3 separate regions of the Homo sapiens genome follow, and regions 2 and 3 are each linked to region 1. A link is a loop called in an ENCODE intact Hi-C map of the cell type or tissue named here. Cell type or tissue: heart right ventricle. All regions are shown on one strand. Region 1 overlaps ZAR1L (zygote arrest 1 like). Region 2 overlaps FRY-AS1 (FRY antisense RNA 1). Region 3 has its middle 86 kb from the start of RXFP2.

Region 1 (5,000 bases):
TAACTGTAGTCGTTATGCTGTAAATTAGATCTCTAGACTCATTCATTCTACCTAACTGTAACATTTTAGGCTCTGACCAGTCTCTCTCCATTCCCCCCAACTTCCTGTCCCTGGTAACCACCATTCTACTTTCTGCTTCTATGTATTTGACTTTTTCAGATTCCACATATCAGTGAGTTTATGCAGTATTTTTCTATCTGGCTTATTTCACTTAGCATAATGTTCCCCAGTTTCACCCATGTTGTTGCAAATGGCAGGATCTCCTGTTTTTTGTTTGTTTGTTTGTTTGAGACGGAGTCTTTCTCTCTCTGTTGCCCAGACTGGAGTGCAGTAGTGTGATCTCAGCTCACTGCAACCTTTGCCTCCCGGGTTCAGGTGATTCTCCAGCCTCAGCCTCCCGAGTAGCTGGGATTACAGGAGCGTGCCACCATACCCGGCTGATTTTTGTATTTTTATTAGAGGCAGGGTTTCATCATGTTGGCCAGGTTGGTCTCGAACTCCTGACCTTAGGTCATCTGCCTGCCTCGGCCTCCCAAACTGCTGGGATTACAGGTGTGAGCCACCGCGCCTGGCCAGGATCTCCTGTTTTAAGGCTGAATAATATTCCATTGTATAAATACATGCCACAATTTCTCTATCCATTTTTCTGTTAACAGACACTTAGATTGTTTCCATAACTTGGCTATTGTGCATAATGCTACAACGAACAAGGAAGTGAAGGTATCTCTTCAGGATATTGATTTCATTTCCTTTGGGTAAATACGCAGTGGTGGGATTACTGGATTATCTGGTACTTCTATTAACTTTTTTAAGGAACCTTCATACTGTTGTCCATAATGGCTGTACCTTAAAACATTATCTAACATTACCACATTACCTTACAAAGGATCTTTAGAATGGTCACTACAGGAATATATGAATTAATCACTAATTAAAGCATATGTGTGAATAAGCTGGAAATGAAAAACAGCTTTGAAAAAAAGATTCCCGAACAGTGAAGAGGTAGGGAAAAGCAATTAGGTAGGAATCAGGTGGCAATTAGACATCTGTAGATAGAGCTTCTCTCCCTCAATCAGGGTAATAAGCAGCAGCTCCCATTAGAATCTGAAATAAATGGAGAAGCCAGGAATGAATCTGAACCAACCTGATGAAGAGAAAGAAGGGGCGGATGAAGGAGGAAGGCAAAATAAGGACCCAAACAAACTGGCTAGGATATTAGACTGCGCCTGAGCACCTGAGAGCGGATGGAGCGCTTTGTCCGTGTTCCCTATGGCTTGTACCAGGGTTATGGGAGCACAGTGCCTTTGGGCCAGCCTGGACTCTCAGGGCACAAACAGCCCGACTGGAGGCAAAATATGGGTCCTCCCACTTTTCTGGCCAGGCCAGGGCTGCTGGTGCCCGCGAACGCCCCTGACTACTGCATTGACCCTTACAAGAGGGCGCAGCTTAAGGCCATTCTCTCCCAGATGAACCCCAGCCTGAGCCCGCGGCTGTGCAAGCCCAACACCAAGGAGGTGGGCGTGCAGGTGAGCCCGCGGGTGGACAAGGCTGTGCAGTGCTCTCTGGGGCCTCGCACCCTCAGCAGCTGCTCCCCCTGGGACGGCAGAGACCCCCAGGAGCCCCTGCCAGCCTGTGGGGTCACTTCGCCCGCCACCGGCCGCAGGGGCTTGATCCGCCTGCGGAGAGATGGGGACGAAGCGGAGAGCAAGGCGCTCCCGGGCCCTGCGGAGGCCAGCCAGCCGCAGCCACCATCACGGAGGTCAGGAGCTGACAGGCAGGAGGAGCCCGGGCAGCTGGAGGAATCGGGGGAGAAAGACGCCCCGTGCCCTCAGGAGACGAAGAGCAAGCAGGTGCCTGGAGACGCCGCCTCCGAGCCGCTCCGGAGGCCCAACTTCCAGGTAGATCCTCTCTTCCCTCTTCTTAGTCCTCGACCAGCCTCATCCCCTCCCTCCTTTTCCATCTATGGGGGCAATAAGAGCAAAATCTTCTCTCTCTTCTTCCATGTACTTGGTGAAGGAGAGGGAGCTCTGAAAATATGTATATCACGTGGCCTGTATGTTTGGTAAGTTTTGGGTAAAATAGGTGCCAACCCAAACTAAGCCTGTGAAAACCAACAGTCTGGCAACCACTGCTATTGGAGAATTTGGAGACGAAGAAGGGCTTCGAGTCTGTAATACATGAAATCAGACTTTCGTTTTGGGAAGATTGTGCCGGTAGCATTGTGGAAAATGGATTGGAAAAGTACAAACGACAGCAGCAAGAAGAATCCCAGAGTAATCTTTAAGAGAGATGAGAAACTGAATCAATGCCGTAGTCTTGAGAATAGATACAAGTGAGGTTAAAGAAGTCATTTTTTTTTCCTTATACAAAGTCATAAAGAAGGATCTGGCTTTTTTCCCCTTGCATGATGGTAAAGTACTTTTCTTCTTTATTTTCAGTTTTTGGAACCAAAATATGGCTATTTCCACTGTAAAGATTGTAAGACCAGGTGGGAGAGTGCTTACGTGTGGTGCATTTCTGGAACGAACAAGGTAAATAAAAAGAGTAGGAGGTGAGAGGAGGATGGGGTGGGCACGGATGGTAAGCGGGGAAGAATCTGATTCCTGAGGGAGCATGGCTGTCATAGTCCTGTCTTGATCTTGGTGGCATCCCCCGTGCCAGGTGTACAGGAAGTGCTCAGTGAATGAATGGAACTGAATCGGACTGTCCACCTGGGTTTCCGAACCATACTCTGGCGTTATATATGACAAGATGTCAGGTTACTTAGATGAACTTTTGTTCTTGTCTACATTGGAAGTTTTTCTAACCGTTTTTTAGTTGGTATGCTTGGAACAGGTCTGGGCCTTAGCGCTAGGAAATTTCCACTGTTTGTCCACAAGGTGGGGCAATAAGTGAAAAAACTTACTGTAAAGATTTGCCTGTAAGAGACTTAGGCTACGCCTAAAGTTTCTTTTGCCCCCTTCCTAATTTAATTGCCAACATATTAGGACTGGAAAAGGCTTCACATTAAATTCTGCATTTCTGCATTTTCGTGAATCCTGTAGGCTCTGGTCATTAGAGACCCTCGTTTGAGAATGAGAACAGCAGGCTGCCCCTAAGGCTTCCTCTTCTTTTCCTTGCCCTGTGCACCTCGTTTTGCAACAGTCTACGTGGCCCGATGTTATTAACCTCCATAAGCATTTGAGTGTGAACGCCCTGTGCTGTCGCATGTTTAGAAATTGCCTTACTGGCCAAAGGACTGTGGAGAGAGAGGGCAAAAAGGCATTGAGTTCCGGATGAAAACTTGATTTCTCACACTAGCCATTTACTAGAGACCTAGAGAGTGAATAGATTTTTAAAGTTGAAGTTGAATTTACTTCCTTCTCTTGCCAGAAGAAAAATGAGTTTAATTCAAACATTCCAAGGCACTAGGATACAAAGAACAAAACACAGGACTTGTTCTCAAGGAATTTATTTTGATACGAGTGATGGAAACAAAATGTAATTTGGCAATACGTGCAGTAGCATCCTTCTTCATATGGAAGCAGTGCAGAGATAGCACAGGAAGGAGGGTATTAGCTCTGTCTGAGGGAAGACAGCTTGATGTCCAAGCAGGATTTGAAACAATAAATAGGAGGAAGAGTTCACCAAGCAAGGCAGAGAGAAAATGTGCACAGGAAATTGCACAAAGCCTAGAAAGCAGGTGGTATTGATGGGTAACCACAAGTAATTTAAAGTGTAAGCCGGGAAATACTGAAAAATGAAACATGTAAGAGCTAAAAGATAAGGACAAAAAGTATGGCAGCCACTTCCCATTGAGTATCTACTGTGGTACTTGGTGTACATTATTAGGGAGTTCTCAGAACTATGGAAAAAGTAAGTATTAATCGTATTATTCTGGCTGGATGCGGTGGCTCAGGCTTGTAATCCCAGCACTTTGGGAGGCCGAGGTGGGTAGATCATTTAAGGCCAGGAGTTTGAGACCAGCCTGGTCAACATGGCAAAACCCAGTCTCTACTAAAAATACAAAAAATTAGCCGGGTGTGGTGGCGGGCACCTGTAATCCCAGCAACTCAGGAGGCTGAGGCAGGAGAATCGCTTGAACCCAGGAGGCGGGGGTTGCAGTGAGCCGATTTCCCACCATTGCACTCCAGACTGGATTACAAGAGCAAAACTCCATCTCAAAAAAAAAAAAAAATGTATTCCAATTTTATGGGTAAGGAAAATTAGATTCAAAGAAAAAGTGATTAATAAGAACTAGTACACCTTGAAACCCCAAGGGTAGAGGTTGGTAAAAGCAAGATAAAAGGCAAGGCAAGGGTAGAAGTTGGTAAAAGCAAGATGCAATGGATTACTTAAGAACTGGGAGCCTTTGCAGGGTGTGGGTGTGTATAAAAGCTTGTATTAAAAAAAAACATATTTCTCTTTAGGTTTATTTCAAACAACTCTGTTGTAAATGCCAAAAGAGTTTTAACCCTTATCGAGTAGAAGCAATCCAATGTCAGGTGAGCATATGGAACACTTCCATTGTGTCTATGTTTCATTACTAAAATGAAGCCTCTGTGACAAAATGTTAGGATTTGATAGAGTTGGATATTGGTATGTGAGTGTTCTGTATGTTTGAGATGTTACATTTTAGAACAATGAAAGCATAAATTCTAGTTTGCATCTTTTTTGAAGGGAAAGAGGGGAAGATTCACTATTTCAAGTTGCCTTATGGGGTGTGTTTGTTTTTCCTCTGACACCCTGGGCATAGTTAGAATGTAGTAATGTAAAAGGTGACTGCTGTTAATTTTTTACTACATGCCAAATTTTGAGATAGTGCTTTACATGCATTACCTCCTGTCATCTAATCTTTGTGGGAGATGTTATTCCTATTTTATAGATCTGAAAGCTAAGTTCAAAATAACTTTCCCAAGGTTAGATGGATAGTATTAGAGCTCTGACTGGATTCTATGGTGTCTCCAATGTTTAGAAATTCACAGAACTAGGTGAGATCCTTAACTTGCTTTTTGTAATTG
Region 2 (5,000 bases), 290 kb after region 1:
TTAAAGCATCTGATTGAGTTGATTGGGTTACGATTGGAATCCACCCCCTTTTCTTGTAGACGGATACACGTGGGTACACATGTGTAATTACTGTCACAGAGTGACATGTACATTCATGAACAGAATGTGTTAGGCAGAAATGTTTCACTAGCATCCTGAAGAAACAAAGGAAAATCACTAAATGCAAGAAAATAATTGCTTTATCAATTTTTGATCAGCAGTCTCAACTTCCAAAAAAGCATGAACTATATTATATTCCCACTATTATACATTGTATCTTAAGAACAGCTCCAAATCAAATTAAGCATCCCCTGAATTGAGATAGAAAGACAGCAGTTACAATCAATGGTGATGAGTATGGAAAAAGGGTTTTGTTTTTCTTTAAACAGTAGAATAAGAGGCTTTTTAGAGATAACCTAAAGGACAAAGTGTTGAGATAAATAACAAACTTCTCTTTTGACCTATTTTTGATGCATGATTTGGACGGATCTATCCCATCCTAAGAAATATTAGAGAAAAAATATGAAATGATGCCACACAATGTCCATGTGGTAAGCATCAAACACAATAATCATTACCTTAAAAAATCCAACCCACATATATAAATCTTCACAAAAATAGATTCAGCAAGTTTTGAAAAACATTTACTCCATTACTATCCACTGCAAATAATTTTTTTCAATGAATTGAAATACATTTAAATTTTTTGAATGCAACACAACTTCATTATAGCAAAGCTTGTTGTTGTCCAGATTCAAACATAAACAAGAAAAATCATGTCTTCTAAAATTGTTATCATTGAAACATAGCAGCAGAACTCATTTTTTCTTTCCTACTCAGCTCCCCTGCGAAGGGGTTTTATAAGGAACCCAGAGCCAAGACAAAGGAATCAGGAGGAATTCTAGCACAATGGGAAGCCCCTGAAGGGTTTAAGCAGAAGACAATAAAAGACTCCGAGAAGTGGCAGCAGGGAGTGGAGGAAAAAAAGCCTGGAATTTACCCTGCTTTCTGCTCTGCACATGGAATGCCCCCTCCATGTGTCCATTGTCATCCAAGGTGTTTTGACAGGTCTAGAGTGGGGTAAAAGAATGGTATTTATTCAGGCCTAATATTGAGGCTTGGGGCTGGGCTGTATATCAGAGGGCATGCATAGACAAAGCTGAACAAAGGGGCACACCTACTGGGCACCTGCTGGGCACTTCTCTAAAAGTGGCACTGAGACATCATTAGGATGAATTAGAACTAGGGCACCAGTTAACCCGGGCCTGCATGCTAGTGAAAGGAAAATTGCGCCTCTCCCTCAACCCTGCTCCAGACAACTGAATGGTGACTTCAAGAACAAATATTCAGGCTGGGTGCGGTGGCTCACACCTGTAATCCCAACACTTTTGGAGGCTGAGGTGAGTGGATCACCTGAGGTCAGGAGTTCGAGACTAGCCTGGCCAACATGGTGAAACCCTGTTTCTACTAAAGATACAAAAATTAGCTGGGCGTGGTGGTGGGTGCCAGTAATCTCAGCTAGGAGGCTGAGGCAGGAGAATCGCTTGAGCCTGGGAGGCAGAGGTTGTTGAGATGGTGCCATTGCACTTCAGCCTGGACGACAAGAGCATAACTCTGTCTCAAAAAAAAAAAAAAAAAAAAAAGAACAAATATTCAAAGGATATTAATTAGAAGGGGAGTGACATTGTAGACCAGACCATGCTCCATCATATAAAAGCTGTATTGTTGGCAAAGTTGTTGAGCATCTCATGGCCTCATTTTCCTCGTCTGTAAACTAGTGCCTTGTCACACAAATCTGTTATGAGGATTACATGAGTGCCTAGGCAGATGACAACTGTTATGTAGCAAATCTGTAGTGAGAAATGAACCCAGAATATGCAGCACAAAATGCCTCCTTAACTCCATAGTCAGGTTAGAAAAAGAGAAGAGAAGGAAAGAGGAGAGAGAGAACCTGTCATCATAGAGAGATCCCTACCCCCAACCCCCTCTGCTGGCTACCAAGGTAAGGTAGACCTGCCCACAAGGCTGGAAGTTTCGGAAAGGTAAAGAAAGTCTAAACACATGCACATACAAACACTATTACTTAACATTTTAGTAATATTAAGTCATATAACATTTGGTGCCCAGGGTAAACTTCCATTTGATTAGAGGTTCCGGTTAGGTTAGTATCATCTCAAAATTTACCTAATTTAGTCTTCTCATCAACCTCTCAAAGTAGTGTCTGCATATTTGGATATCATTAACCTGTAGTCAAAACCAGGAGATGTTGTGGTTCATACATATTTTGTACACATAAAGATTCGACTTCAATTTCTGCAGAATAAGGTCATAGCACACTTAGTATTTAATGTATTTAAAGACATGTATGCAAAGAGAAAACATGACAGCATTTACCTCATGCCCCTTAGCATGAAAGCATACAACACTAATGATAACTTTATTATCCTATTTTTGAATATCACCAGCAACCTGAGAAATTATTTACGTTCAGATACAAACAGGTCAAATATAAATGGCCACAATAGGAGCCAACTATTAATACATAATTATAAAATATTAAGTCCCTTCTGAAGAAGCAAAAAATGGCATTTGCGGCTGGGCACGGTGGCTCACGCCTGTAATCCCAGCACTTTGGGAGGCCGAGGTGGGTGGATCACCTGAGGTCAGGAGTTCAAGACCAGCCTGACCAACATGGTGAAACCCCATCTCTACTAAAAATACAAAATTTAGCTGGGTGTGGTGGCGGGCACCTGTAATCCCAGCTACTCGGAAGGCTGAGGCGTGAAAATTGCTTGAACCCGGGAGGTGGAGGTTGTGGTAGGCCGAGATCCTGCCACTGCACTCCAGCCTGGGTGACACAGCGAGACTCCATCTCCAAAAAAAAAAAAAAAGGCATTAACTTTGCATATTATTATTTACCAAAAATGCAGATACATAATGCTTAACAGTATAAAAAACAATTATATTTATATCAGTCGTCATCACCCTTTAGATTCGCCATCTACAGGAGAACTAAGAAAATGCTGGTTCTTCCCTGTATGAATGATAATCTAGCAAAACAAAAAAATAGAGCATTCTCATAGTTGTATTAAAGTTATTGGGTGATACTCCTATTATTTGGTGATAAAAATTAAATACCTTTTATGGCTAGAGTGAATATTCCCACCAATGTTACCAATCTGATACACAAAAATAAATAGTAGGGTTTAAGTAATAAGGGAAAGATCAACTTTTCCTTAAGATACCATTTAATGTACATAATTATTAAAACCTATAATTTTCAAATCAATGAAATTGAGGAAAACTAGAAATTTTGGATAGTTTTTTAGCGCATGCTACTTAAATTTTACGTTTTTTTCCTTCTAGGTGCTAAAATTTTTTCTTTCTAGGTATGACCATGTTTATAGTTACCTATTAGCAAAGGTTGAAGGGCTGGGAATCAGGAAACTCATGATTCTGCTTTTTATTTTGATCCCGATCCTATAACCTTGGACATGTTATTTATCTACTAAAAGAAGAACACTATTTCCCATCCCCAAACTGCCTCATCTCTTAGGGCAAGCCAATCTTTGGTTTTCTATACCACTGGGAGGAACCATTGCATAGGAAAAGCAGAACACTGGGTAATAAATTATTCTGTGTAACTCTTTGGCAAACATTATTTAATTTTTTGGCAACAGATTCACCTTCTTGGTTATGTTCTAATAAAGCTCATGTCAAGAGTATCCATGAAAACACACACTGTCTACTGGCAGGAGAAGCTGACATAGGACCAAAAAATAATTGGGGATTAGAAAGCGATAAATCAATATAAAAACGATCAAGCTGTCTACTGTGAAATTAATGAAGTAGTATCAAAGTGCTTTGTTCAGCTTAGAGGAAAAGCAATAGAAACTATATAACTAGACAATTCTTGTAAACCAGGAATAAACAATAGTCACACGCCAGGTTATTACAACTGAGATTAAGGACAGTGGTCTAAGGAATTAAGGATATGTTACAGCATCACTTCATTTGGAACTACCACTTTAAAAAGAAGTGTATACCTCACTGAGCATCACAGATTTCACCTTCAAAGACTTCAAAATGACCATCTGTTCATGGAGCTGTCTGGTACAGACCCCAGGTTTCTGCCTTTTAGAAGATGGTGGTCTAAGCCCGACAACAGTGGAGCAGAAAAACCCATACATCACCTTTCCTCCCACAGACGATGTTTAACCGTACAGTAGTAGAAAATGTGACTCTGAAGGAGCAAGTATATTTTAGAGGACAGAGAAAGTCTTACAAGGCGTGTTTTTAGAAAGGGTGGGAAATCACCACCCTCCTTTGACCAGACAGGCAGGGCTTTGTGTAGGAGGGTGGGGCTGTCAGAAACTGTCTGAATGATGGAAGGCAGCAGCTTAGCAGGCTAGTGGGAAGAGCGACTCCAACTGCACGGCTCAGCTTAGGAGGCAGAAGTGAGGTCAAGAGTAATGATCTTTGCAGACCGTCCACAGGGGTGAGATCACTCTGAGAAGCCCAAGGAAACAGAAGTGGAGGGTCATGATTCTGACCCTCAGTGTTAGCTGTGGAGAAACTCAAGCTCATGGTCAGATAAACCCTGCTCCACCCAGTAATGGCCTCAGTGATCCACTTATGTGTTTGACCTATTTCTTTCTCATTTATAAGGTACACATGATTCTGCCCTTTACATAAGGTTGTTTCATGATCTTAAAGGAGATTATGTAGATGAAAGGGCTTTGTATTCCCAGGATGCTAATGTTAGATTCTCAGGGCTCCCATCAGTGTAAGAATCAGACAAATAAGAGGGTGAGTGGTCCCTGCTCAGCCCATCGCCCTTAAAGACACATGCTGGCACCTTCCCTCATTGTAATAGCCTGCTGGACTTTTAGTTTTGGGTTTAGGGACATGCCAGGGGTGTCCTGCTGTTTAAGTGGCCATTCATCAACTCCAGGAATGTGCTGGTGGTTTGCCTGAGTCTTATCCAAATGCCACTCTGG
Region 3 (5,000 bases), 490 kb after region 1:
TGCCTAATGTCACTGCCAGTCAGCTTCCAAACACCACAGGCAATATCACTCTTTTCACACAGCTTCTACCTCGGAAAATACAAAACTGAGGGAGTTTAAAAGCTGCACAATTTTTTTTTTCAATGTGAAAGTTAAGATACTGTAAGTGTCTTTGAGTACTTATACTTACTACTTATCTCTTGGGTGATACTTAGCACTTTAATGCATAATTTTTCTCCCACATAGGGCACTTCTCTTTTAATTTTCTCATTTTGGCAAGTTCATCTTTCAGAACTGCTAGATCACAGGAGATCATCATTGACAGACACTGAAATCCTCTTTGTTCTAAAGCCAAGTATACGACTAGACCAATGAGAATTAAGGAGACCTGAAAAGCTTTTGGTAAGATAGCATCAACATTCCCAGAACTTGGCAGGAAGGAAACTAGCAGGTGAAGACGTCCATTTCAAATGATTAGGGCTGGGGAGGGACCTCCTCAGGGTGAAAGTGGCCTTTCTAGCAGTTATCTCTGCTCCCACAACCAGCTGGAGTCTGGGCCCCCTCAATTGTCAAGTCCAAAATCTCCACCATTACACTGATGGAGAAATGGTTCCCACAGACTATTTGCCTTTAGAAGGTTATTATTAACATGCACATGTTATATATTATCTGAAAGCAGCCTGTCTCCACCCAGCTTCTTTCTGTAATACCAGTTGACCTCTGAATTAGCTAAATTAGCCTTTAAATACTAATAGCGGGAAAATCCATCAACTATAGGGGTGCAGTATGGGTGGGAAAGAAGTATACATCCTGGGTTGGGGGGTGAAGGCAAAATAATGATACTGGATCAAGCAGGACCAAGGTAGAATTTCAACCATAATAGGTCCATTGCCTGATGTTCATGGCAAGTCAGTACTCCAAGACACCAAGTTGCAGCGGAGAAAGAGGTTTAATCTTAGTTAGGGTCACTTAAAACCTCAAATCCATATCTCCATGAGGAGTTTAGGGCAAGGGTTTTTAAGGGTTTTGGGGTGGGCTGAAATTTGGAGATCATTGATTCATTGAGGAGTGCACGGTGATGTCATGGCACAGGGAGATGAAGAAACTGCATTATCATGTAGATTCAGTTCCTATGTGGAGGGTCACTGGAATTGGGGATTTGGAAAAAAACCTCTTAAGCAACTCCTAAACGAAAGCCTTATGATTCTAACGTCAGAGATCCTATCTATAAGAACAATGGGCATACAAATTAATTTTTAAACAGATTCTAACGTCAGAAATCCTATCCATCAGAAAAATAGGAATGCAAATGATCAGTATCTAGTGCTACCTGACTTTCAATTACAAGGAAGTGGGCCAAAGTGCAGCTTGATCAGTGGTTAATTATAGGTCTTTCCAGAATTTTTGTTAATCCTGTGAGGATGGCTTCAGGATAAGGAATTTTGGAGGCCAAGAACTTCAAGGGGAGAAAACCTTAAAAAAATTGCAAGATCCTAAGGGAAAAAGAGAACAGAGATGAACAGAGAGGGAAAGAGAAGAGCTGCTTGTTTCTGGACCCAAAGAATTGTTGAAGGGCAACTGAAATTTAATTGTGATTTTTGATTAATAATGTATTTTTTAATTCTTTTTTTTTTTTGCCCTCAGAAAATCAGGCAGAAAAGAATGTGTTTTTATTTTATTTTTATTTTTTTCAGATGGAGCCTCGCTCTGTCGCCCAGGCTGGAGTGCAGTGGCACAATGTCGGTTCACTGCAAGCTCCGCCTCCCAGGTTCACGCCATTCTCCTGCCTCAGCCTCCCGAGTAGCTGGGACTACAGGTGCCTGCCACCACGCCTGGCTAATTTTTTGTATTTTTAGTAGAGATGGGGTTTCACCGTGTTAGCCAGGATGGTTTCAATCTCCTGACCTCATGATCTGCCTGCCTCGGCCTCCCAAAGTGCTGGGATTACAGGCGTGAGCCACCGCACCTGGCCAAGAATGTGTTTTTTAAAGTAAATTTAAATGAGGAGCTCAAAGGTCTCTGAAGGTTGCTGTAGGTGTAGAGGCTCTTATTATATCTCTTAATTTTTCTCTCATAGAAATTTACTAGTAAGTGAATTATTACACTAGTCTGAGACTATTTCTCTTCCAGAAAAAGAGGAAGACAAAGATAAATAGGTCTTTTTGATTTTTGACAACTCCTTATGAACCTTTAGGACTCACATTCTCAGCCAAATATGAGACTAACCCAGAGAAGTATTTTGCTAGAGTGATCTGAATGGTTTAATGCTGAGAAGAATGGATTTAAGAAACAGGCAAAGAAACAACAACAACAACAAAATACAAAACAAACTCTAGAATCTACTGACTAATAATAAAATATCTAATGTCTTGCACTCTATAGAGTGCTTTCCCCAGACACATATTATCTCATCTGAAGTCCTCATGACAACAGCTCTGTGAGATAGATGGGGAGGAATTGTTCTTGTCTTACAGATATTTGAGGTTCATAAACAATAAGATGCTTGTTCAAGACCACACTGCCTCTCTGTGGCTGATCTGAGACTTGAACTAGATCTTTCAATGCCCAGTGTAAGATTTATATTCCACTTCTGCCCAAAGCCCTGGCAAACTTACATTTTCTTTATGGTACGTCATAGGAATCTTCAGAAAGCAGACTCAGAGACAGAATTTAGTGTTCAGGGAGTATTGTGGAGTGCCCTTGGGATCAACACTTGTGGAAGGGAGAGGGCAGGAGCTGAGCAGGCAGAGGGAGAAGTGAGCTGGAATACAGGAGCAGCAGCCTAGGCCAACGCCATGGAGAGATCTGGAGTGGAGATGACCCATCAGAGCTGCCATGCACTGGACTGCACTGGGCCAAAATGGCTGGGCCCACTTCATCACTGAAAGCCAGCTGCCCCTTTAGGAGGGCAGCTGGGACTAGTACTTCATTGAAGGGCCATGCGGTGGGTGGCACATCTCTGTAGCCACCACAAAGAACAAAGAGGAGGTAAGGTTGTGACTCATTCTGCTTAGCTTCCAAAAAAAAAAAAAGAAAGAGTCTGTAGTCATTTTAAGGTCAGTTAGAAGCTTCTGAGAATGCTTGCTGATAATGGCTATGTAAAAACAGAAAACTAGTTTACATTCTGCAGATCTCACCATTGTAGTCTCAGCATTGCTTATCTACATTCCAAAAGAAAAGAGGCTAAGCCTCTTTCTGAACAGGTGTTAAAGAAGAGTCAGAATAGAAGGCATTATGCTCAACATAAGCATAAGGCATACCAAGAGCATAAGGCCTGATTCCATCATCTGTGTCCCTAGAGCAGTACTTCTCAGTCCTAATGGGCCTGTACATCAGCTGGGGATCTTGTGAAAATGCAGGCTCTGCTTTGATGGGTCTGGGGGTTGGGCCCAAGATCCTGCATTTGTATCAATTTGATGCTCTTAGTCCTCTGGCCACATTTTGAATAGCAAGGCCACCCAGTTTCCTCATTCTAACTTGGTCTTCTTTGACCCAGTATCTTTATTTTGCCTCTACTCCACAAACCAGGGTGAGAAATTTATTCTCTCAAAGTTGTGGAGGCTAGAAATCCAAAATTATGTTGTTGGCAGAGCTATGCTCTTTCTGAAAGCCTTTAGGGGAGGATCCTTTTTTGTTTATTCCCCTTTCGGGTAGTTCCAGGCATTTCCTAACTGGTGGCAGTATCACTCCAGTCCCTGCCTCCATCTTCCTAAATATTTGGGAAGTGCTAATCAAGATTTCTAAAAATGGCCTATACCTTCTGACTCTTGATCCTTTTATTATGCTCTTTGCACTGTGTTTTGCTCCCTTTAGTGAGCCTGTCTCTTTCACCCCAAACTTCTCCAGAGCAGGTGTTACAGGAAAGGGGTCCCAATCCAGACCTCAAGGGAACATTCTTGGATCTCCTGCAAGAAAGAATTCAGGGCTAGTCCATAGAGTAAAGTTTATTCAGAAAGTAAATGAATAAAAGAATGGCTAGTCCATAGACAGAGCAGCGCTGAGGACTGCTGGTTGCCCATTTTTATGTTTATTTCTTGATGATATGCTAAACAAGAGATGGATTATTCATGCCTTCCCTTTTTAGACCATATAGGGGTAACTTCCTGACATTGGCATGGCATCTGTAAACTGTCATGGTGCTGATGGGAGTGTAGCAGTGAGGATGACCAGAGGTCCCTCTTGTCACCGTCTTGTTTTTGATGGGTTTTGCCCGGCTTCTTTACTGCAACTGTTTAAACAGCAAGGTTTTTATGACCTGTATCTTGTACTGACCTCCCATCTCATCCTGTGACCTAGAATGTCTTAACTGGCTATAGAGCCCTCTCCAGGATTGCTGTGGTTTGGTGAAAATGCAGACCTCTCTCTTCTGCTGTGTGTTCTTTGCTGGTAATTTAATGACACTCTGGTATTTTTGCTAGATAGAGATTGCTGATACTTTGGTTAGTGTTATAAATTTCCAATGTGCTTTAATTATAATACTTTTTATCAGTGATTTAGAACATAATCTTCACTCTTTTTCTTCGAATCTCCTCTCTTCTCTTAGTCCCTGAAGCAAATTCTGCCAAATAAAAGACTGCCGTTTGCTCAGCCACCTGGAAGTCCTTTCTAAGCCTAGACCAGAATTCTGCCCTCTGATGTGTCCCATTCTCGGAGCAGATTTTACTCCCTCATGTCAGTCACAGTCAAGGGTTTGACTTCACTTCCTATTAACCCTGTTTATAGCACCAGGAAGAAGGATATCAGACATACTCTTTCTTTTATGAAAGTCTAGTTTCACTGCAGATTACCCAAAAGTCCTCTATATGGTACATCACAAATTTGTAAAACAATCTTATCTGAATCTCAGTGTCTTTCTCTAGGCAGGGTTTTTATATTGTTGGATATGTTTTATTAACTGTTTATAATTTACACTTTCTAATGTGGTTTTGTGTACAATTAGATGGCAAGGAAGAGAATGATGGCTATGGGAAATTTATGGATACATCTATGCACATAAAGGCATCTTTCTCTATCCCGTGTAG

What was found. A loop is a pair of places that touch in the nucleus more often than their neighbours do. Peaks named below come from ENCODE experiments on the same cell type or tissue, not always from the same donor. Only the 100,000 strongest peaks of a DNase experiment are listed, where the experiment ranks them.
Region 2: it touches region 1 in a loop (8-fold over the local background); 83 of 110 quality-filtered maps call a loop at or near these places.
Region 3: a loop joins it to region 1, with 13 times the contacts of the local background. A loop is called at or near these places in 23 of 110 quality-filtered maps.

Annotation. Positions count from the first base shown.
Region 1 is chr13:32,308,170-32,313,169 of GRCh38, reverse strand. It overlaps ZAR1L (zygote arrest 1 like), which reads left to right. Exons shown (of 6, transcript NM_001136571.2): 3 at 1,077-1,898; 4 at 2,439-2,531; 5 at 4,410-4,484. The coding sequence starts at 1,245. Among named protein-coding and RNA genes, the nearest start is that of ZAR1L, 4.7 kb to the left of the region's middle. RefSeq lists a silencer at 2,916-2,975. In heart right ventricle, a CTCF peak has its summit at 2,870 (motif pointing right); no DNase peak of the experiment used is centred here; H3K4me3 peaks cover 515 bases; H3K27ac peaks cover 551 bases.
Region 2 is chr13:32,021,937-32,026,936 of GRCh38, reverse strand. It overlaps FRY-AS1 (FRY antisense RNA 1), which reads left to right. Exons shown (of 4, transcript NR_103839.1): 4 at 841-2,891. Among named protein-coding and RNA genes, the nearest start is that of FRY-AS1, 7.2 kb to the left of the region's middle. In heart right ventricle, CTCF peaks have their summits at 2,986 and 4,385; a DNase peak (open chromatin) is centred at 4,394; H3K27ac peaks cover 1,809 bases.
Region 3 is chr13:31,822,839-31,827,838 of GRCh38, reverse strand. No RefSeq gene overlaps it. Among named protein-coding and RNA genes, the nearest start is that of RXFP2, 86 kb to the right of the region's middle. In heart right ventricle, a CTCF peak has its summit at 2,521; no DNase peak of the experiment used is centred here.